Regions from separate parts of the Homo sapiens genome. Here regions 1 and 2 are each linked to region 3. Evidence: chromatin loops called from intact Hi-C (ENCODE). Cell type or tissue: Caco-2. All regions are shown on one strand.

The links. Peaks named below come from ENCODE experiments on the same cell type or tissue, not always from the same donor. Only the 100,000 strongest peaks of a DNase experiment are listed, where the experiment ranks them.
Region 1: it touches region 3 in a loop (6-fold over the local background); 14 of 110 quality-filtered maps call a loop at or near these places.
Region 2: a loop joins it to region 3, with 6 times the contacts of the local background. A loop is called at or near these places in 12 of 110 quality-filtered maps.

What each region holds. Positions count from the first base shown.
Region 1 is chr14:88,556,426-88,564,425 of GRCh38, forward strand. It overlaps ZC3H14 (zinc finger CCCH-type containing 14), which reads left to right and starts at 6,612. Exons shown (of 17, transcript NM_024824.5): 1 at 6,612-6,744; 2 at 7,226-7,268. The coding sequence starts at 6,709. It overlaps LOC124903405 (proline-rich protein 2-like), which reads right to left and starts at 365. Exons shown (of 2, transcript XM_047432047.1): 1 at 338-365. The coding sequence starts at 365. RefSeq lists a silencer at 6,401-7,110. In Caco-2, a CTCF peak has its summit at 3,635; DNase peaks (open chromatin) are centred at 6,546 and 7,096; H3K4me3 peaks cover 2,042 bases.
Region 2 is chr14:88,184,766-88,192,765 of GRCh38, forward strand. KCNK10 (potassium two pore domain channel subfamily K member 10) reads right to left here. Exons shown (of 7, transcript NM_138317.3): 5 at 7,459-7,645; 6 at 3,202-3,344; 7 at 1-1,390. The coding sequence ends at 770. Among named protein-coding and RNA genes, the nearest start is that of KCNK10-AS1, 28 kb to the left of the region's middle. RefSeq lists enhancers at 4,511-4,650, 5,551-5,720 and a silencer at 4,751-4,830. In Caco-2, a CTCF peak has its summit at 4,768 (motif pointing right); DNase peaks (open chromatin) are centred at 4,776 and 5,216; H3K4me3 peaks cover 419 bases.
Region 3 is chr14:88,008,948-88,016,947 of GRCh38, forward strand. It overlaps GPR65 (G protein-coupled receptor 65), which reads left to right. Exons shown (of 2, transcript NM_003608.4): 2 at 1,442-5,864. The coding sequence starts at 1,901. The coding sequence ends at 2,914. Among named protein-coding and RNA genes, the nearest start is that of GPR65, 7.8 kb to the left of the region's middle. In Caco-2, a CTCF peak has its summit at 4,984 (motif pointing right); a DNase peak (open chromatin) is centred at 5,004.

The sequences.
Region 1 (8,000 bases), 550 kb after region 3:
AAACCCTCATCATTTTACATCCGGATTATTGCAACAAGGGTGGTCTCCTGGCATCTGGTTTCTCAGTTCTCTCTTATTTCCTTGCTAATACCAGGCTTCCTTCTCTTATCACTCTTAATGGACTCCCAAGGTTAAGTTCTTCTGCCTGACCTATAGGGACTTTCCAAACGGGCCTCTCTGACCACCTATATCGCTTTCTGCCCCTGTCAAGCTTTGCCCCTGGCCAGCAGCCCCTCCTGCCCTCTTTCCACTTGTCTAAGCCTTCTGCTTCTCTGCAAGTAAGACTCTGCTTCCAGGATGACTTTCTAGCCACACCATTCCACAGTGATCTCCACACTTGGCAAGAACTGTAAAAGTTGTTTCATGACGGCTTCTTTTATATCTCCTAGGATTCCTAGGACAGTACTGGGCAAAGAGTAGGCACTAAATAAAAACTTGTTAATTGAATCAGGAAGAAAATAAAAGAATTTTAAAAATAGAAAATGACCATAAAACCCAAGAGATGTTAGACAACTGAGTTGAACTTCCTCCCTCACAGTCCACAGATGTCATTTACTGACCAAGTACCTAAGCCCTATTTTCCCTCAGCTATGTTAATTTGGCAGGAACATTCATGGGAAGGCACTTGAATAACACCTTCAAAATATTAGACATAAAATTATTAGCTTGTGTTGCATATCTAAGGAAGTGAGATAATTTATATGGTGCCACCCCCAAAGATACAAAAGGGTGTAAGTAAAAAGTCCCCTTCTCACCCTGCCTGCTAGACACCCAGCTCTTCTCCTGGGAGGTAACCAGTGTTCCCTCATTCCTCTGTATCCTTACAAAGATGTTCTGCAGAGTTACAAGAAACTACATATAAGTATCTTTACCCCCTCTTGTTATCCAGAAGGTGGCATACTTACACATACTTTTACACTGGAAGTTATTTCTTACTAAAATAAATAAAATGTAAAAAGAAAGCCCAGCACATAAAATGATGAAAGACAAAAAGATGAAAGAAGGCTGGGTGCAGTAGCTTATGCCTGTAATTCCAGCACTTTGGGAAGCCTAGGAGGGCAGATCAGCTGAGGTCAGGATTTCGAGATCAGCCTAGCCAACATGAAGAAACCCCGTCTCTACTAAAAATACAAAAATTAGCTGGGCGTGGTAGAGCATGCCTGTAGTCCCAGCTACTGGGGAGGTTGAGGCATGAGAATCGCTTGAGCCCAGGAGGCACAGGTTGTGGCGAGCCAAGATCACGCCACTGCACTCCAGACTGTGTGACAGAGCAAGACTCTGTCTCAAAAAAAAAAAAAAAAAAGGAAAGGAAATTGTGGTTTGGTGGGTGCACTGACTAGTGTTTTCTTAGAAGTTCAAAAGTTAATCTGTTTTGATAGCATGGTGAATACCCACCGTATAAATTATCATCATCTGCAAAAATCCAAATTGAATGAATGCCCTGCCACGCAAAGATAATGATTCCTGTCTGGGCGCGGTGGCTCACGCCTGTAATCCCAGCACTTTGGGAGGCCGAGGCGGGTGGATCACGAGGTCAGGAGTTCGGAACCAGCCTGGCCAATATGGTGAAACCCCGTCTCTACTAAAAAAATACAAAAATTACGCCCGGCACGGTGACTCACGCCTGTAATTCCAGCACTTTGAGAGGTCAAGGTGGGCAGATCACAAGGTCAGGAGATTGAGACCATGCTGGCTAACACGGTGAAACCCCATCTCTACTAAAAATATAAAAAATTAGCCAGGCATGGTGGTGGGCACCTGTAGTCCCAGCTACTTGGGAGGCTGAGGCAAGAGAATGGCGTGAACCCGGGAGGCGGAGCTTGCAGTGAGCCGAGATCGCATAACTGCACTCCAGCCTGGGCGACAGAGCGAGACTCCGTCTCAAAAAAAAAATTAGCCGGGCAGGTGGCACACGCCTGTAGTCCCAGCTACTCAGGAGGCTGAGGCAGGAGAATCGCTTGAACCCAGTAGGCGGAGATTGCAGTGAGCCGAGATCGCACCACTGCACTCCAGCGTGGGTGATAGAGTGAGACGCTGTCTCAAAAAAAAAAAAAAAAGATGATCCCTGAGGAAGGGGACAGTGAGGGCTAGAACTAGAAATGTGTGGCCAGGCGCGGTGGCTCACGCCTGTAATCCCAGCACTTTGGGAGGCCGAGGCGGGCGGATCACGAGGTCAGGAGTTCGAGACCAGCCTGGCCAACGTGATGAAACCCTGTCTCTACTAAAAATACAAAATTTAGCCGGGTGTGGTGGAGGGCGCCTGTAGTCCCAGCTACTTGGGAGGCTGAGGCAGGAGAATCGCTTGAACCCGGGAGATGGAGGTTGCAGTGTGCCGAGATCGCGCCATTGCACTCCAGCCTGGGGGACAAGCGCCAGACTCCGTCTCAAAAAAAAAAAAAAAAAAAAATAGAAATGTGAAGTCTTCGGTCTCTGAATCTGCACCTTAAGTTCTGCCTACCACACTCAATACTGTGTCACATGCAACACCTTTTCAGTTGCAAAAGAGCAACCATTTTATGGATAGATTCCCCTGGACATCAGAGAAATGATTATCTTGGCAGTGTGTTTGTTGAAATGGAGAAGCATGTCTGCCTCAGTAGCAAGTGACTGCTGTGACTGTAATTCCCAACACTTAGGGCTTTTGATCCAAGTATGTCTATGCCATGTGATAATCACTATTGGAAAACACTTGTCCATTCAGCCCACATATATTTAGAAGCCAGGTGCTGCAAGGAGAAAGGTAAATAGATGCATACCCCTGTCCTCAAAGACTCACCATGTGAACAACAGATGAATATGTAATTGTAGTAGGTGAGGAAATTTATACATGGTTATACTTTATAGTCTGAATGGACTGGTAATGTCTCGTTAATCACTGTGATCAGCTTCTGCTTGAGTCTGGAAAAGCAGACTCAAAAGGCTGACAAAAAAAGGTTGACTGAGTACTCAAAGAAAAGCAAAGCTTTGGGCCTGGCACGGTGGCTCACACCCAGCACTTTGGGAGGTCGAGGTAGGCGGATCATGAGGTCAAGAGAGCAAGGCCATCCTGGCCAACGTGGTGAAACCCTGTCTTTACTAAAAATACAAAAATTAGCTGGGTGTGGTGGCACGCGCCTGTAGTCCCAGCCACTCGGGAGGCTGAGGCAGAAGAATCCTTTGAACCCAGGAGATGGAGGTTGCAGTGAGCTGAAATCACGCCACTGCACTCCAGCCTGGCGACAGAGTGAGACTCCATCTCAAAAAAAAAAAAAAAAAAAGAAAGAAAAGCTTTTCAAGCAGGAAGACACCCCCACTCCCACCCCACCTTCCCCCATCCCCTAGTGCTTCTACACACTCACACACGCACACACGTGCAAAGGATGTGCAACATCCAGCTGAAATACAACCTGAGAAGAGATTGCAGACGTGGTTGGGGGGCAATGTTAGAAGACTCATGGCTCCATGGAGATGGGGTTGGTACTCAGCCCTTCTGACTTCAAAGCCAATGCTCTTTTCAGTCATCTTCTCTTTTTGGAAGACAGCCCAGAGCCCTCTTAGCTGGCACTTTGGGTTTGTTGAAATCTGGTCTTCACACTGTCCCCTAGAGGAAAACATGTTGTTTCCCCTAAATCAGAGAACATTTCCAAGCTGGGAAAAAAAAAAAAATACTGTCCAGTATAGTCTTTTTCAAGCCTAGCACTCCTACTCCCTCTAATGGCTTCTCTTAGGGCATTATCATGAACATCTTCTTCGAGATGTGATGTAGTTTGTGAAGCTGCAGTTTACAGGGAAGTGCCTGGAACTGCACTGGAACACCAAATGAACCATTGGTTTAGTGGGTTTGCCCCTCCTGTGATCGAGACATCATAACATCTTAGATCTAAATGTGGGAGGTCTCAAGCAGCCTTTCAGTCTCTTTTCCACAGTTGTCCTAAAAGTTAGCTCATGGTCCTAAAAGTTAACGCTTTCTTGAATATATTTTAATAAGTTTCCCTACTCTGAATATGTTTTAATGAAAACATTACTTTTTATTAAATGTTATTCTCAATATTATGTTAATATTGACTGAGAATTGGGTACCCAGTAATGGTAAAACATGTTTTTGTTCTTAGTTCTGAAATGGCTGGTAAAGGAATAAAAGTAATTCATCTGTCTTTTGTATTGTGAGTGTCATGAAAGCAGGGAGTTGGTCTTGCTCCTCTTTGTGCTCTGGCTCCTACCACTGTATCCCAGTGCAGGTACTTAATTTTTAATCAGCAAGCATAGTACTGCTATAAGCCAGGCACAGTTCAATATACTTCACAAATATTAACTTATTTCATCCTTATAGTAACCCTTTGCAGGTGAAACTAGTATACCTATATCACAGATAAGGAAACTGAGGCACAGAGATGAGAAGCAATTTGCCGAAGGTCTCAGAGGGAGTGGCAGAGCCAGGATTCAGACCCAGACGGTCTGGCTGCAGTGCCCTTGTTCTGTGTCATTCTGCTCTGCTGCCTGTCATCAATGCTGAATGAGTGTATGATCACTGGATTTATCCTTGAGGAATGCTTTTGTAAATTAGGTCTTTAATTTCTTTTACCCTATTAATATTTAATGAGTGCTTACTATGTGTCCAGCATCCTGAAAGGTTGGAGAAATATAAAGCCCTACAGAGAGTTTATAATTTTGTTAGGGAAGACACACACACACACACGAAATAACATTGCACAGAATATATTATTATACTAATAGCTTCCATATAGATGCCATAGGAATTCACAAGAAAGGATTATATGAGATTATTAAAGGACCACGTGACAGACCCTAGGTAGCCCCACAACTCCTGCTTCTGCTGTCCCCACAACCCACTCCTGACCCCTAGTGTGGATTGCTTAGGTAATAAACATGGCAAAAATAAGAGGTTTGGCAGATGTAATTGAGGTCGTGAATCAGCTGATTTTGGGGTCAGGTCCTGGGTGGGCCTAACTTAATTAAATGAAAGCCCTTGGCTGGTCTCAAACTTCTGGTCTCAAGTGATCCTCCCACCTCTACTTCACTGAGCTGAAATTACAGGCATGAGCCACTGTGCCTGGCTTTTACTGGCGTAAGTGAACAGACATGTTAGTGAACCCTTTGGCAAAGAACTGTGGGCAGCCTCTAGGACTTGAGAGTGGCTTCCAGATGATAGCCAGAAAAAAATCTGGGTCCTTACTCATAAAGCCACAAGGAAATGAATTATTTTTTTTTTTCCTGAGACAGGGTCTCACTCTCTCATCAAGGCTGTAGTGGCATGATCTTGGCTCACTGCAACCTCTGCCTCCCAGGCTCAAGCAATCCTCCCCTCTCGGCTTCCCAACTAGCTGAGACTAGAAGTGCATGCCACCACGCCCAGCTAATTTTTTGTACTTTTGAAGAGACATGTTTTTGCCATGTTGCCCAGGCTGGTCACGAACTCCTGGTCTCAAGTGATCCGCCAGCCTAAGCCTCCCAAACTGCTGGGATTACAGGCATGAGCCACCGCACTCAGCCAGAAATGAATTCTTGCTAACAACCTGAATGAGCCTGAACATAGATTCCTCCTCAGTCAAGCCTCCAGATGAGAATACAGCCTGCCTGACACGATTGTAGCCTTGTGAGACCCTGAGCAGAGGACCCAGTGAGGTTGACCCACGGAAACCATGAGATGATAAACGTTTGTGTTTTAAGCTGCTAAATTTGTGGTCATCTGTTATGCAGCAATGGATAACAGAGACCACTCTCAGGAATTAGTGGATATGAGGGAGAAAGGAGACCTCTCTGTGCTTCCTCTGTTTCCCAGGTTTTGTGATCAGGGATAGGGAGAATTCGGCTATTGATACAAATAGGGGAATCAACAGTAGTAACCTATTGAGTGGAGGAAGGGGAGATGAAGGCGACTTCTGTCTAAGCGCTGAGTTGGGAGAAAATAAGAGTAGTTACTTAGAATTTGGGAGTGGGGTTTGTGTGAGAATTCAAGGCTGATGGAAAATTCGGTCATTATCAGCACAGAGTTGACAACTTAAGTCCTAAGAACAAAAGTGTTGTCCCACGGAGGGTGTTCAGAGAAGCAGGAGGATGGGATTCGTCTCGGGGAGAGGCCACGGGTGGCCCTGGAAGAAGGAAGGCAGAACCAAACCCAGGAGGGCCAGTGTACTGCAGAGTCAAAGAGTTGACGGATTGGCTCTGTTGCTCTGGATAGTCCATTTTCCCTTCAAGGGTAATTGCAGTGCAACCTCTAATGGGCAGACTCCATTTTACAGGTAAGAAAAGTTGAAATACCTGGACCGATACCATACTGACAGTAAGTGAGGGCTGGATTTGAACTCGCGTCTCATATCACAGCCCAAGATCTTTCTGCTACACATTTAATTCATTCTTACCATCCAAGAGAGAATAAAATGAATAAGCGGAGGGCCAGCAGAGAGACTAACGAAAGGTCCCCGAGGTGCCCGGGAGGCGGAGCTGCAAGACCACCCGCACGCGCACGCCGCCGCCCTCCTTGCCTGAGCACAGGTTTCGCGGGTAGAAGGCGTGCGCAGGCGCGGACACGGGCGCATGCGCGTTCACTCCGGCGCGCAGTGCCGGCCGGGGCGGGGATACGCCGTGTGCGCGGCCGGGGGCGGAACGGAGGAGGAGGCGGTGGTGTCCCGGCTGCGGGGTAGGAGTCCGCGGCAGCCTCCGGGTAAGCCAAGCGCCGCGCAGTGCTGAGTTCCCGCACGCCGCAGAGCCATGGAGATCGGCACCGAGATCAGCCGCAAGATCCGGGTGAGGCCCGTGCCGGTCGGGGGTGGGAAGCCAGGTCTCGGCGAGCGGGCGGTTGTCAGGAGTAACGGGGACTGTGGGCCCGGGTGGACGCCGCGGCCTGGCCTCCGCTGGACGCTCCTGGCGGGCTGCGGCTCCTCCTCGTCCAGGCCGCCTCGGCCCTGGGGACATTTGCGGCCTCGGAGCGTGGCTGCGGCTGAAGTAGCCGCCGGGAAATGGAAGGACAGGCGCAGGCCCGGCTGGAGCCACCACCGCGGCGCACGGCGCCGCTTTGGATCCGCTGCGGGAGGTGGGCGCCGCGGGGCTGGGGCTGGAGCTGGAGTGGGGTGCGGGGTGGGGGGCGGTGCAGGCGAGGCTCCTCCCAGCCCCCGCCCGGGGGATCCGAGGTGCGCGCACCAGCAAAGTGGCCTCAGCCGCTGCAGAGTCCGGTCTTGTTTTCCTAGAGCCGCCTTTCTCACATGCACGTTTGCTCTTTTTCTCTCAGAGTGCCATTAAGGGGAAATTACAAGAATTAGGAGCTTATGTTGGTAAGTGTTTTTTTGGTTGTTAGTCTTACAGAATTTAGAGTTTGCAGCTAATAGAATTTTAGTGAATGCGTATTTCTCACCGTACTTTGGACATTGGGAGAGACTCCCTTCTACCTTCTTCAAATCTTATACTCCCTGGTTACTTCTTTATCATCTTTTTGCAACCTTGTTTTTTTTCTCCCAAACCTCCTTCTGTTATGGTGTTTTGAAATTTAGTTTCCTCCGTTAAGGCTCTGTTTGACCGAATTTTATTTTATGTTTTTCCTATTCTCTCTCTCTCTCATTTTAAATTCTAGGGACGGGTCTCGCTACGTTGCCCAGGCTGGTCTTAACTCCTGGGCTCAAGCAATTATCTGACCTTAGCCTCCCTAGGTGCTGGGAGTGCGGGGATTACTGGTGTGAGCCACCATGCCTGTTTAAAGTTTCCTATTCTTGTTACTTTCCTCTTGACATTTGTTTTTAGAACTCTGATGTTGGATGTGAATGTTTGATGCTTTCTGGCATTTGCTTCTGTAATGGTTCAGTGAGTTTTATTTTCCGATCTCTTTATGTTTTCCCTCTCTCTCTGAAACAGTAAGGCTTTTTCCGTCTCTTTATTCTTTTATAATTTGAGTGTTTACTCTGGGTCAGGTACTGTGCTTAACTATTGTATATGTATTAACTCAGGATAATCCCTACGAGAATCCTGGAAGGTAAGTGGCAGTATCTTTGACTGTGTAAACAAGGAAACTG
Region 2 (8,000 bases), 180 kb after region 3:
CAGTTGATGTCATGTTTTCACCACTGCTCGCCAGTTCATGTGGACTACCTACCCCTGTGAGAAAGACCAAACTCAGCAGGCTTCTGTCATTGGTTAAGGTGATATCCACAGTGTGATGTGTTTGTGATTATTTTTTTTCTTTTGTCATGAGAAAAGCAATTGCACCTTTTCGTACGTGTGCTCTGATCTGCTTCCAACAAATTCCAGGTGCTCTCAGGTCCCCACAGACATTCATTTGGAGCATAGAAAGACTAGGTATGATGCACTGAATGGTTGGTATCAAAATTCAAGCTCAGAGCACATGCCAAAATGTCAACTCCAACGCTAGTTACACATAACCAGCTCCCACCCAATCAGGTCCCCTTCTGTGTGTGCACATATTACTACGACTCCACTAAAAAGACACACCTGTTTCTTTCAGGAGGCTGGTCTAAGGAATAGCTGCCCTTGTCTACGTGTGTGCCCAGGTAGCACTGCCCAGGGGTACAGCACTGCCACTGAAATGCCCTTAACATGTACGGCCAGAACCGGCTACGTGCACGGACACTCTTGGTGTGTCCTGCGTTTGCTATCTGAAATGAAGTTCTTGTTCTCTGATTCCTTTTGGCAGAGCAAGCTTTCAGTTGTTTATGGCACAGTGAAATATATTCTTCAATGCTATGTAATTTTGGACTAAAAAGTCTGTTTAAGGCACATGTCTCAGTGTGAATATTAAAAACACACACACACACACACACAACGCTCAGTCCAAGACCAATGTCCTTCACATTTAGTTTCTGTCTTCAAGTAATGAGTTGTTCTCCGGCTCCCGGTCTTTGGTGTCCGTGGGTATCATTCCGTTCTCCAACTCAGCGTGCTGCTGGATACAGTCCGTCAGCATGGCTGTGCTGGAGTTGTCTGAGTTACACATCTTTTCCGTCTCCTCCTCTTTCTTCTCCTCGTCCAGGGAGTAATTCCGGAAGGTCTTGTAGATTTTCTGAACGTCCTCGGGCAAGGTCTTTTTGAGGTCCTTGTTTTTCCTCTTGGTGAGTCTGGAGGTGGACCCGAACTTGTTGATGATGTTGTCCTCGGACGCACCCTGCCCATGCTTGTTCAGCTGCTCCGGCCCCTTCAGGCGCAGGTTGTTGGGCCGGTTGTTGATGCTCTCCTGGGATGAGGCCTTGAAGCGGCCGGTGTCCAGGGCAGCAAAGACAGAGCGCTTCTCGGGGGACAGCATGTCCAGTGAGTGGGCCCGCTGGTCCAGGCCCAGCCGCCGGCGCTCCATGCTGCGGATGGTGGCCGCCCGCTGCAGCTTATCGTGGATCTCCACGCTGAGCCTTCGCCGTGTCTCCCGGAACTCAGCCGTGACATTGGCCTTCCACTCTGCCGCATGGGCCTTGATTTCACCCACCTGGCCAAGAGACAGAAGAGCAACAATATGCTGACAAATGCCTCCCTGCCTTGGCCTCCCAGCACCCACAGCCCTCGGGTGTCCCCACGGGGAGGCCAGGAGGTGACGGAGCACATGCCCAGGGGGAGGTGCAAATGCTACCTTCTGCCCTAGTACTTCTGCCACCTGGACACCCATCCCTAATTGGCTAGTAAATAAGGTGGCTCAGGGAGACACACGTGGTGGGCAACCCCAAGAAGCCTCAGATTTGGAGATGGTGACTTAAAGAGAGGGGGACGGCATCCTGCAGGAGAGGTTAAAATGTGGAGTTGGACAGGCCTGGCTTCCAGCTCTCTCTTATCAATTGCATGGCCTCATTCCCCCAACATACACTTGAGTGACCATATATAGCTCACCTGAGACAAGGAAATGCACCTCACTCAGTCCTGGGCACAGCAGATGTTCAGCAGGCCTTCTGCCCTCCCTGCCTTTCTGGTTTTCTATCCTGGCAGGGTGACCAACTTGTTCCAGTTTGCCTGAGGCTGTCCCAGTTTTAAAACAGAGTCCTGTGTCCTAGGAACTCCCTCAGTCCTGGGAAAACTGGGATGGGTGGCCACCCTATCTGGGCCATGCTATGGTCATGTGCTGTGGGGCTTTCCCTGGTTTAAGAAGATGCTCCAGGGCACCTGGTAACCCACTTCCCCCAGTCAGGGTGCAGGAAGACGGCCTATTCTGCCAAAGCCCACAGAACAGGCCTCCTTAGAGTGGAGTTTTGCCTGAGGATCAGCACCAAATTTCTTGGCTCTTAATGAACAGGGCAGACAGTATAAGTCCCATGCTTCCCTCTGCAAATGAGGAACTCAAATTTGTGCATCCAGGAAAGTCAATATTCATGTTGTTCCCTTCTCTTTTGTTATAGCTGATTTTCAGCAGGTCAGTTAGCTGTCTGGGGAACCGGTCTGGAAATTGCATTGCTTACTTTCCTGGCTTACTTATATAAACCAGGAAAATTAGCATATGGGCCCAGGAAACTGATGTGGGAAATCTCTCCATTCAGCAACTTTCTCCTGGGGCCTTTTATACAGAATGAAGCAAACAGAGGCTGGCCCTCTATTTCTTTGGTTTTTCTTATCTCCCTTCCTTTCTTTTAGCTCTTTTTTTTCTCCTTCCTTGGCCTTCCTCCTTTCTTTTCCTCTCTTCCTAAGAGAGCTACATGAATATTTATTTTTTAATCACAAAATCTATCTTTCCTTCATATGTCTTCCTTTACTTCCCTTCATGTAAAGTTACATGCACGGCCCTTCCTCAGGGATGTATATTTGTCTCTATGGATGTGACAACCAAGAGGGGATAAGTGAAAGAGGCCCATTGGGCTCACTTCCCCGTAGCTGGTCAATGTTCGATGATTTCAGTTTCTTACTGAATCAGGAAAGATTCTTGGCGTTCAACTGCCTTTCTGCACAGACCCTGAGACCGGAAGGACAGGCTGCACCCCCCCACACACACACTCAGCCATAGTCTACCTCTCCTATTTATTTTCATTTTCATTTTTTTAAAATCAGCTGTTGTTTACTAGTTTTTCCAGGATTTATGGGCTGGTAAACGAATCACCATATTTTCTCACCTGCCAAAAAAAGAATCCAGAAATAACTGTATTCTATTCTCCTTAGCTTTGAAGGACTGATTCAACATGAGGAAGCCTATGACCCGCCCCCCGCTCCCCCTGCAAAACCGAGCCAGAAACACTCCAGCCCACAGGACAGAGACAGGCAATTCTGGACACAAGCTCATCTGTTCTCAGGAACATTCATAGGGTTAGGAAGGGGTCCTACCTCTTCTTTTGTCTTTTTGGACAGAACCCGTAGCCAATCTCCGATCATACTGAGGACAGCTGCAAAGTAGGCAAGGCCAACAAGGATCCAAAACCACACTAGGGGCTTATACCACTCCCGATAATTGATGCCAGCGTTTCCCCCTGAAAACAACCAAATGTTACTTTAACCATGATCTAGCATATGGTCTTTGCAGAGAACACATATTCCATTCCATGTAGTGAAGACGTCATCCATCATTGTTTAACACTCAGCTGTTAGGTTTGCTGTGTACAAGGTGGACCGGGGTTAGAGGGCAAGGGGGGTACCCATCCCTTACCCAAAAAAGCCTAACTTAAGGCTTTACTTCCCTCGATTCTTGACCACTAACCTTAATACCAGAAATAAAAAACGCCAGTGGCCAACTTGACCTACTAATGCTTGACCTGAGCGTTAAGGATGAATAACTCTGAACTACAGGACAACAGATCAGGCCTGGTTGTCATTGTTTTTTCTTAAACTTCTCTAAATTTATTTTAATAAAAATCAAATATAATCATATCACCCCCTATGGTTTGGAATTCTTGGAACCATTTCCATCTTAAGCACCCATACATTTACTAAGAGACAAGTGGATGTGTGAAAGTAAAATTAGCTTTAATGGCATTACTGGGATTTTGATGCAAGCAATAGTGATTTAATGCTAACTGAGGAATGGTGTTTACATAGTGCTACTCCAAAGGGTCAGTTAGGCTGAGTAATTAGAGTCACCATAAACTAGAACTAAAAGGGACCTTTGAGGCCAATCCCTTTATTTTATAAATAAGGATTACAGTAAAAATCCATCAAACCAAATTGGCCAGTTGCCTGATTGCATTGACTGGCTGTTCCATTGAAAGGACCAGTCATTTATTCTGAATAATTAGCCTATTTATTCTAACCTTCCTACAGACACTGCTGGAGGCAGCCATGCAAAACAGGTTGCAAGCCCAACCCACCGTCCTAAAGAAGTGAGGAAGCTCCTGGAAATAACGGACATCAGCCTCAATCTCTCTCTGGGAAACGCTATTGCCTAAGGAAGCAGGCAGTGGCCATTTCTAAGATGACAGATACTAGCAATGGATTGGTAACTATCGTATTAGGTGATGAGTGATTACAGACTTTCCCACCAGACCAAGGTTGTAACCACATCTAGCGCCACTGAGTCTTACGGCAAAGGCAGCTGGGCAAGAAATGTGACCTGTGGCTCCTCTCGACAAGCTCAAACCCAATCAGCAACACAGCGCAGCAGACCATGAGGCTCGACAGCTGCTGCCACTTCTTAACGTTAGAATTCCAACTTCTCTGTGCCAAGCCCCCTTCGGTTTGGTGCAGCTGCTTTTGGTTTTTCCTTTCAGACAACTCTCTCCTGCATCATTAGAGCTGTAGGATACGATCTGAGTTCCCGCACCAGTAAGTGGTTTTTGAGGTTCATTTCGTTTCTGTGCTACGCCAGAGAAATCTGTAGCTTTCTCCTGTGGGCTATCTGGGAGTAAATATTTACCTTTGCAAGTCACTATTACCCAGCAAAGATGGTCACTAGGGTGCGCTAGTGAACAAGGAACAATGAAGCAGGCAGTCAACACCCTTCTAAGTATCCCTTTATGAGCTGCTTATCTGGATTCGGAGTTCTGTGTGTGCTCCCAGACAGAGTTGCGAAATATTGTAAGGCTGTCCTAAAGTGAGTCAGCTGCAAAATAAATCAGCAATCAATCCTGCAGGATCAATGATCTGATTACATTTCTAGTAGAGTTCATACTATGTCGAATCACAGCAACCATCAACTCTTGTTAATGTATCGTTTTCCAATGATTGGGCAACCTTCCCTATCACTCGCAGACTGTTACCAAAAGATAGAGATAAACTTCCAGTCTTTTCAGGCATGCATTCTCCAGATTGGTCTGTGTAAGCTCGGAAAACTGGAGCTTGGAAGGGGTCTGGCCTAACTGCAGTCAGCACTGTGACTTTTAAGAGACCGTGGTCTACAGAAACCTCAGGACAAAGGAAATATGGCTCTGTAATCACTGACAAGGGCAGTAAAACTGTGGATGCCTGGGACTGTGTAGGTTGTGCCCTTACTAGGTAAGTAAAGATAAGGTAAAGTACTAGTTTGTACTAAGTGCTCAGTCCATGGTAGATAACAAATAATAAAAGCATCACTTAAAAAATCTCACTCCCAGGCCTCTGCTATTTGTGCCTCAGATTAACAGACTGAACTGAGCCATTGGTTAGAGATCTGTGTCTGTCACAGGTATCTTATAATAGACAGTCCTCAGGACAGCCCAGTGCTATCCCAGAGAGCTCTAAATCACCACCCACTGCAGGTTATGCTTTGGATACTTAAAGATGTTTGTGAAATAGTTCAAAATTCCAGCTGCCACTACATGTGTTTGCCTTAGATTGGAAACACCACTGAGTTTTCCCACGGACCGGCTACGGATGATGCCAAGGGATTAACTGGAATACATCTATAACTGTTCCTCTTACTTTTCTCAGTTTCTCTGTACAGTCTCTCTTCGGAGCTTGAGGCCACTAACTAGACATCCATGGTTGAGCACTGTGCGTAAGGGGAAAATGGGTAGAGTCCCAGGCTACAGGCTTTCTGTAAATGATTTTTAGTCACACTGACTAAAAATCAATTTTTAGTTAAAAGCTAAAAAAAACTAAATTTAGTCACTTTGCAATTCTTAGTCCTTAACCAATAAAAAGGAAGGGGAAAAAAAACCCTATTATTTCTACAAAGTGGAATTCAGTCTTTGTCTGCCCAATTGGAAGAGCTACAAAACCACTCTGCCAGTTATTTGTATTATAAAATTAACAGGGAGGCACGCATGCCCCTATTGATGAGCCTTCAGCAATCTCTTCCAGAATTTCCTGTTTGCCAGACTCCCAGAGACCAGAACCCATCCTCCTGATGTGCACAGTATTCCATGGAGAAATCAAGACACTGCTGGGATCACACGCCAAACAAGAACAGTCTGGCCAGGTGCAGTGGCTCACACCTGTAATCCCAGCACTTTGGCAGGCCGATCACATGAGCCCAACAGATCAAGACCAGCTTGGGCAACATGGCTAAATCCCATCTCTACGAAAAATACAAAAAATGAAAATAAAAAATAGCCAGGCATGGTGGCACACGTCTGTAGTCCCAGCTACTCAGGAGGCTGAGGTGGGATGATCACTTGAGCCCCAGAGGTCCGAGGCTGCAGTGAGCCATGATCACACCACTGCACTCCAGCCTGGGCAACAGAGGGAGACCCTGTTCAAAAAAAACAAAAACAAAAACAAAAACAAAAAAAAACAGTCTGCTTAGGGCTCAGGTCAGGCTGCCACTTCACCAGGAACTGGTAAAGGAAACACACACACACACACACACACACTCCATCCAGACATTTCAAACTTGTGACAGATGATAGAGTTGTTTGATCAAAGTGTTCACTTCTTGTAGTAGAAACTGATCACTTGTCTGAACATCTAGAACTATCCTATTAGAAAAAGAGAAGGATGGCCTCTTCCTTCTATCCGTACCTTTCTACCACACTTTTGGGAAACTGGTGCACATATGAAACTAAATCTCATTTCATTTGCAATTTCCCTGGCCCTAGATGAAATTGATGATTTTTTTTTCACTTCCTTAAACATAGCTCATCCACATTTATTTTTACAAGGAAGGCTATTGCTTGTATATACACTCCTGCATAATCCATGAGCTTATATTCCCTCTGGGCAGTTCTCAGCTCCCCATAGTCACCAAAGTCCTCAGCTTTGTATCTGGGCATGTGCAGGACAACGTTTGCAGAGACAATGGCTCTCACCTGGGAGTCAGGAAGCTGAACCTGCAGGTCACTGCAGACCAAATTCTATGCTAATCTCATCTGAGTTTCCTATGTGCCACTTCCTAACACAGCCTTTATCATTGGATTAGAGAGGTTTAATTCAATTCAGAAGTTCAAGATTTAATGAGAAATTCACTTTAGTCTTGCATAATTTGTGTGACGATAAGGGAAATAAGCATCCTGAGAAGGAAAGGGTTGGCTTTCTTTTCATAGCAGAAAAAAACCTATGGTATTTATATTACATAGGACTAGGGATTTGAAATGAGCCTCTTCACAGCAGTAGTGACACTGAGTCATCTTCATTTGCTTCTCCCGCAACATCTTTTATCGATTGCGAAAAGCACAGCCAACAGATTATTTTTCCCGCCAGAGCCCCAGTGCCTGGCCTGCCCAGGGTGCTTACCTGCCACAAAATCACCAAAGCCCACCGTGGTCAGAGTGACCACCACAAAGTAAATGGACTCCAAGGCCGTCCAGCCCTCGATGTACTTAAAGATGACAGCAGGGATCGTCACAAACACAATGCAGCCGGCCAAGATGAACAGGATGGTTGAGATGACCCGGATCTTGGTCTGACTCACTTGCTTTTTCTAGGAAGAGCAAAGGAGAAAGATAGGCAAGTCAGCGGCATCACCCTGGATTCAGGATATAGATGCACAGAAAACGGTACTGTGTCAGTGACTTTTAACCTTTCTCTGGTCATTGGCTGCTTGGAGGAAATTTGATGAACGCTGTGAACTCTTTCCTAGAAAAGTGCATTCAGAATTTTTCAAGTGGTCTAGGAGGTTCTCAGGCTCCCTGAAGCCTGTTCGTGGACACCAGGTCAAACAAACAAAAAAATCCTGCTTAGCCAATGCTTTGAATGTTTCTTGCATGGTTCCATGACTGCAGCCCAAATGCTGATTCTGACTTCTCACTGGTGCAAATATAATGGTTTCCCAAAAA
Region 3 (8,000 bases):
CAACTACTTAGGGTAGAATTTTTTATTGTAACTCCTCACAGAAACCAAGCAGAGGCAGGGAAATTGCCATCTTTTCTCTACTGTCTGCAAATGTCTGTGGAATTTATTTTATTTTGTTTATTTTCTAGTTCACCCTTTCCCTGACAGCAGAGGTTCTGGATCCCATGTGTTTGGGATGGTCAAGGACCCCTTCTTACCTGCATAGGCCCAAGTTTTGTCTCTAGTTTCTCTGATCCCTAGTGAGTTCCTCCAGATCTACATATGTCTTCAGGCCATCCAGAGCTCCGGCGCTCACTCACCTCCCTGATAACAGCTCCCACCTCCTTTCTTCCATCACAAATTTTCCCCCCCTTTGGAAGCTTCCCTATTTATTTAAAAGGCTGTTTTTCACATTTTATTCCTGTTTTTTAGGTTGATAAAGCTAAAAGTTTTCAGGAGTTTTAGTTACCTGTTTAAGAGTGAAATATGATATATTTTCCCATATGATTTACTCTGCTAGTAGAATTCTTGTGACTTGTGATGGCAGGTCTTTTTGTGCTCAGGATTCATCAACAGTTGGGAGGGAGTGATTCTGGTGCCCTGAATAGTGTTTCTAGAAAGCTTTCTGTGAAGGTATTCACCATGTAAATGATCTCAGCCACCAGTAGGCCTCAGCAGCAAAGGGATATAGACAAAGTATTTCTCTACTCCAGTATGGAGAGAAGGATGGAACCTTTACTCTTATGTGAATCTATGACATCATAGCTTTAAAAAGACACTAACCTCTTAAACCATCAGATATAAAGGTGGAAATTAATGATTCCAAGATTTTACCCAGAATAAGAACATTCTGTCCTCTCATTTATAAAAGTATAAGAAAAATAAAGTGAGTTAGTCGACAAAGGAAATAAAAAGATAAACAGAAGTAGGATTGTCTAATTATATGCTAAGGCTTAACAAACTGCTACATTTTAAAATTCTAAAACTTTATTGTATTTCTATTATAGTATTTCTTTGGATAATAAGGTGATTTTTGAAAGTGCCGTACACCTAGATTGAATATGAAATTAGAAATTTGAAATCACATAACCATACAGTTGATCACACATGCAAAAGTATTTACCAATCACAGACAAATAACAGAATTTTTTATCTTTAGCTGCTGAAATGACTTTTTAAATTGAGTTTTGTGTTCTTGGGTTATATCCATTGAGAAATATAATTCGCTCTAATCTAACATGCCTCAGGTAGTTCTTATTTGATATAAGTAAAATGTCTTGACTTGATTTTATTTACTGAAGTCAATAAGATAATTTTCCCATTTTAAACACCTTCACTGTAACTTAATGCATTTTCAATATCTTCAATACATGAAACAAAAAGGGATTATTTCAAAATCCTGATTGTAATGAAGTCATGCATCTTAAACATCTAAACAATTTTAATTCATCTTTCATTACAGAAGGAAAGGAATTTTAAAAGGAAATACCAATCTCTGTGCAAACAAAGCCTTGTATATTCATGTTTGCACCAATCTACTGTGAGATTTATGAAGAAAAACAAATTGCGGACAACTCTCTATGTACACTTACAAATGCCTCAGTTGATGCTTGTGGGCTGTTTGTCAGCGTTCTGTGATAATGAACACATGGACTTCTGTTTATTAAATTCAGTTGACCCCTTTAGCCAATTGCCAGGAGCCTGGATTTTTACTTCCAACTGCTGATATCTGTGTAAAAATTGATCTACATCCACCCTTTAAAAGCATTGATGAATTAATTAGAACTTTAGACAACAAAGAAAAATTGAAAAAGAATTCTCAGTAAAAGCGAATTCGATGTTCAAAACAAACTACAAAGAGACAAGACTTCTCTGTTTACTTTCTAAGAACTAATATAATTGCTACCTTAAAAAGGAAAAAATGAACAGCACATGTATTGAAGAACAGCATGACCTGGATCACTATTTGTTTCCCATTGTTTACATCTTTGTGATTATAGTCAGCATTCCAGCCAATATTGGATCTCTGTGTGTGTCTTTCCTGCAAGCAAAGAAGGAAAGTGAACTAGGAATTTACCTCTTCAGTTTGTCACTATCAGATTTACTCTATGCATTAACTCTCCCTTTATGGATTGATTATACCTGGAATAAAGACAACTGGACTTTCTCTCCTGCCTTGTGCAAAGGGAGTGCTTTTCTCATGTACATGAATTTTTACAGCAGCACAGCATTCCTCACCTGCATTGCCGTTGATCGGTATTTGGCTGTTGTCTACCCTTTGAAGTTTTTTTTCCTAAGGACAAGAAGATTTGCACTCATGGTCAGCCTGTCCATCTGGATATTGGAAACCATCTTCAATGCTGTCATGTTGTGGGAAGATGAAACAGTTGTTGAATATTGCGATGCCGAAAAGTCTAATTTTACTTTATGCTATGACAAATACCCTTTAGAGAAATGGCAAATCAACCTCAACTTGTTCAGGACGTGTACAGGCTATGCAATACCTTTGGTCACCATCCTGATCTGCAACCGGAAAGTCTACCAAGCTGTGCGGCACAATAAAGCCACGGAAAACAAGGAAAAGAAGAGAATCATAAAACTACTTGTCAGCATCACAGTTACTTTTGTCTTATGCTTTACTCCCTTTCATGTGATGTTGCTGATTCGCTGCATTTTAGAGCATGCTGTGAACTTCGAAGACCACAGCAATTCTGGGAAGCGAACTTACACAATGTATAGAATCACGGTTGCATTAACAAGTTTAAATTGTGTTGCTGATCCAATTCTGTACTGTTTTGTAACCGAAACAGGAAGATATGATATGTGGAATATATTAAAATTCTGCACTGGGAGGTGTAATACATCACAAAGACAAAGAAAACGCATACTTTCTGTGTCTACAAAAGATACTATGGAATTAGAGGTCCTTGAGTAGAACCAAGGATGTTTTGAAGGGAAGGGAAGTTTAAGTTATGCATTATTATATCATCAAGATTACATTTTGAAAAGGAAATCTAGCATGTGAGGGGACTAAGTGTTCTCAGAGTGATGTTTTAATCCAGTCCAATAAAAATATCTTAAAACTGCATTGTACAGCTCCCTCCCTGCGTTTTATTAAATGATGTATATTAAACAAAGATCAATATTTTCTTAATGACTCAGGGTCTTTATTGTTAATGCCAATTGTTTTTGTATCTGTGCTATAATCCCTTAGAGTCAGTAAAGTATGTAGGGGACTGTTTCTTCCTTTGTGTCTGGGTTTATGATTTTTCTCACTCTTTCTTTGGACTCCAGGGTGTCAGCCATCAGGTCTCCTAATTTTGTGTACCGGTCTCCAACAACCCCAGCTACTGAATACTGCTTCTAATCTCCTCATTCATTAACAAATCTTTATTTTTTTATCTTGTATAAAATAACTGCTTTATTGACACAAAATTTACATAACTTAAAATTCAACTTTGTATTGTGTACAATTCAGTGATTTTTTGTATATTCACAGAGCTGTGCAACCATCACCACACTCAAAAAATTTTCATCACCCACCAAAGAAATCTTATACTCTTAGCAGTCGCTCCCTGCTCTCCCGTCCATGCCAGTTATTAATTTACTTTCTGTCTCTAAGGATTTTCATTACTCTGAACATTTCATATAAATAGAATTATACAATATGTGGCCTACTGTGACGTATTTCACTTAGTATAATGGTTTCAAGTTTTATCCATGTGTAGAATGTATCAGCACTTCATTTCTTTTTATGGCCTGATAGTATTCTGTTGCATGGTTATACTCCATTTTGTTTATCTAATCACTTGGCTTCATTAACAAATATTTATTGAATCCATTCCATAAACTAGGTTTTGAGTTAAGTACTGGGGCTATGAAAGAAATGGTCTCATGAAGCCTCACGAAGTTTACATTAGTTCAAAAGCCTAGTCACCGAGCTTGAAAGATTTCTATATAAAGGAAAAGGAAATAGGCTCTGAGTTTTATTTTGATCTCTTTTTAATTTATAACTGGGTATAACATAGCTGAAATTACCAGAAGTTTAATGCATAGACAAATAAATAGTTCTATTATATCTTTCTTTTTGGACTTAGAATGTTAGAATATTTTGAGAGTTCTTTTTTTTTTTTTTTTTGAGTCAGAGTCTTGCTCTGTAATCCAGGCTAGAGTGTAGTGGTGCGATCTCCACTCACTGCAGCCTCCACCTCCCAGGTTCAAGCGATTCTCCTGCCTCAGCCTCCCAAGTAGCTGGGATTACAGGCACCCACCACCATGCCCAGCTAATTTTTGTATTTTTAGTAGAGACGGGGTTTCACCATGTTGCACAGGCTGGTCTCAATCGAACTCCTGACCTCAAGTGATCATCCCACCTAGGTCTCCCAAAGTGCTGAGATGACAGGCGTGAGCCACCATGCCTGGCAAAGAGAGTCTTGATACAACATATTCTTTTGAATCCTCATTGTGTAAATTGCCTCGTTGTAAATAGACACTCAGTAAACATTTTCCTCACCAAAATATTTTTAAGGATTTTTCTACCCTTCTCCTTTTCTCTTTGCTTTCCTTTTCTTGCCTGTTCTTTCCACTCCCCCCAAAATGATCAGATAGCAAATGTCTTGATAACATGAGGTGCCCTCACATTAAAAAACAAAATATTGAGCCGGGCGCGGTGGCTCATGCCTGTAATCCCAGCACTTTGGGAGGCTGAGGTGGGCAGATCGCCTTAGGTCAGGAGTTGGAGACCAGGCTGACCAATATGATGAAACTCTGTCTCTACTAAAAATTCAAAAATGTGCCAGACCTGGCCTGGTGGCATGTGCCTGTAATCCCAGCTACTTGGGAGGCTGAGTCATAAGCCTGCAATGGGAAAATGGATCGAATCTGGGGTGAGGGGGAAGTGATGTGGGGGTTATGGTACCTCTTTTCTCTTCCAAAGATGCTGTTCTTACTGCATCACTTGTGGCTGGCCAGGAAAAGCCATGCAGGAGTTTTGTTTGTGGCCACTAGGTGACGATCGTGTTCTGTACGGGACCTCTTATTAATAGTTCACCACTAGCCGCCACTCCAGAAGAGCGGAGGAACCCAGGATAATATTTTGTCAACCAAGAAACAAGAAGTCCCTCCCAGGAACTGGAAATGAATGGGGAAAATGCTGAAATCTCATTTGCACTATTCATTTCTCTTCTCTCTGGAAAGCTCGGCAATCATCAGGTCATTTCATTTGGCTTAAATTCCATGTGTCTTTCCAAACTTTTAAAAGCTGGTGAAAATTGTTCCACCCATATGTAAAAGAACATAGGTTAAGTTGTCTAATTCTTGCAGGAATGTGGATATAGCATTAAAAATATGTCTTTGTATACTTATCTTACCCATGTAAGAAAAGAGTGGCCAACTTTCATATAAATAGAAAGAGAACATTTAAGCTATATGCAGTTTGCATTTTTGTCTACTATTATGAAATTATTATCTATGAAATTCAAGCTGTAACTCAACATATGTATAATTTTAATTTCTAATTTATTGTTAGATCTCAGCACTTAAAAAATTACATCTTGTATTTGAATTGTTAAATCTGTTCCCTGCAAAGAACAGTAATACAATCATGTTCTAATTTACTAGCATTTGCATATTTTAGAAATATAATGGCCTGTAATTTACTTTTCTTTTGCCTATAATTTTCTGAAGCTCTTTATGATGCACCGGTGCATTTTTATTTAAAAAATAGATTGTGACTCCTCAAATAATGTTACAATTCGATGTTCAAAAAGCAATCCAGGTACATAGCCATAAAGGGATGAGCTAGAGAGGTCTCCATATTATCATTCAATGTGAGAATAAAAATTCTATATTTTATTCTAGAATAAAATTATAAATTTCTTTATCTAGGAAATGTGTGTTCATTGAACTTCAAATCTAACACAAGCAAGAAAGCTTACCCTGCAATGACTTGATTTGCCAATACTGTTAAAAATATTAACTTTAGTTCTCAGCATTTCATTGAAAGCTGTTAGATATTTGCTTGAGCTTGTAAGCATCCTTCTAAAAGAATTATTTTCAGAATTACTCTAAAATTTCTGGTATTGCCTCCAAGACTGTTGACACTAACAAAAAATTTAACTTGGAAACCTCGATTGAAAATTTAGAAACAATTCTTGTTCTGATCTCCAGAAAGGACAATTTTAAGGGTATTCTCACTGGTAATCACAATTGTTTGTTGGATAAATAAATAATAAGTTAATTAATCAAACAAACTAAAAATGCTGCAGTTTTACAGTTTGTCCTAACCTCAGGATTCAGTTCCTAAAACCTTTAGGGCTATTTGTATTCCTGGTGGAAAATTTTAAGATTATATGGGAAAGTAAGGTTAAAGAGAAAGAGTCTCCCTTTAGGAAAGCTGTTATTAATAATTTTTACATTTGCTGAACTAAAATAGTAGGAACAAACATTAGCAAATGACATTTTATTCATCTTAAATTAGTAGTAACAAGAATTGTCATGTTAATTTCCAGCTATCATTCCTTGCTCATGAGAAATGTTTTTAGGATATCCCTTCCTTAAATTTTTAGTAAGCTGTTCATCAGTTGACTTACTTTTGTTGCAGACTACACAGTGGCATGAATCTCTGTTCATGGAATCAGTGCTGCGAGAAAACATTGTTACATTTTCTTTATCAGCTTAATTGTAAATCCCAGCCCACATACCACCAAGCTATAGGAAATTCCATCTCAGGCATTATGGGATTGTCTTCCCCTTTTTGGTTTACACCAGAATCGGGAGGTTTACATGATGCTAAGAAAATGAAAGGGGTCTTTGATTTATAGTCACCAGTGATGGTAATATTGCCTAACCTTTTAGTGGTTGCTTGATTCCTTTACGGCCTCCCTGAATCTCTTGGGGCACAGGGCAGGACCTGATAGGAGCCAGTTAATGGCCCAGATTCTTGTGCATCAGGTAGAGTTTCCTTCAAAATGTCGTATATCCTCATGCGAACTAAAAATAAAATCCTAAAATTCTAAGCCCCCCAACTGACTGAAAAGACCCCTCTTGGCTGGGGGACCCCAGAGAAACCTTAAAAACTGAGTTCCTAGCCATGACAGAATGGGAGCTTGTACACACCTCATTGCACCCACTCTGTTTTACAACTTAGACACAACAACTGACCAGTGTTAATGTTAAAATGGAGATCATAAGACTGACAAAATGGACTCTTTATGGCTATAAGATACTAAATTGTAAACAAGACCTAAGGTCACGCCAAGCAAGAGTTAAGTCACATACCCCCGTACTTAAAGAATAAACTATGTTCCACCTGCCACAAGATTTTTCTTTTTCTCTAGCAGCTAAACAAGCACTGGCCTCGAGATAAGAAATATTGAAACAATTACAGCTCACCAATTGCCAGATGCAGCCTGATTTCACCCCTCTGTTCCACAAGCCATCACTACAGCTCTGATGTGACAAGAGGTTGATTTTGGTAACTTTCTCTTGATGAAAGACCACCAACCATGGACTGGTTCTGGCTGGTTTACAGAGGCTGCGCACTTGAATGCCTCTGTGTCTCTGCTTCACCTTTTGACATACAAGGCCTAATTGTAATGCATTTATATGTTAAGTCTCCACACAAAAGTGAACATGCAACATGCATGTTTATTCAGTGCACACGCGTTAGGACACCCTTCATGAATATTTATAGCTACTCTTATAACCTGCTAAATATTTATACTTGGCTAACCTGTTCAGCATAAATCCCTGTTCCATCCTCCCCTCCCTCAATGTACCTGCCTTCTGGCTTCTACCAGAGGCTACGTTTCCCAGCCTGTCAAAATGACCACTCTGCAGGCTGTAACCCTTTATGAGAAATCAACTCTCCATTCTAAATGTAACATCTCATAATGTTTCAGCTGACACTTCAGAGCTGCCTCTTTTTAGGAATGCCTGACATCCAGACCTACATGGTTCTTGGCTTTAGCAATGGAGCACGTAGTACCTAAATAAGTCAATCAAAGCCACAGTGATTGGTT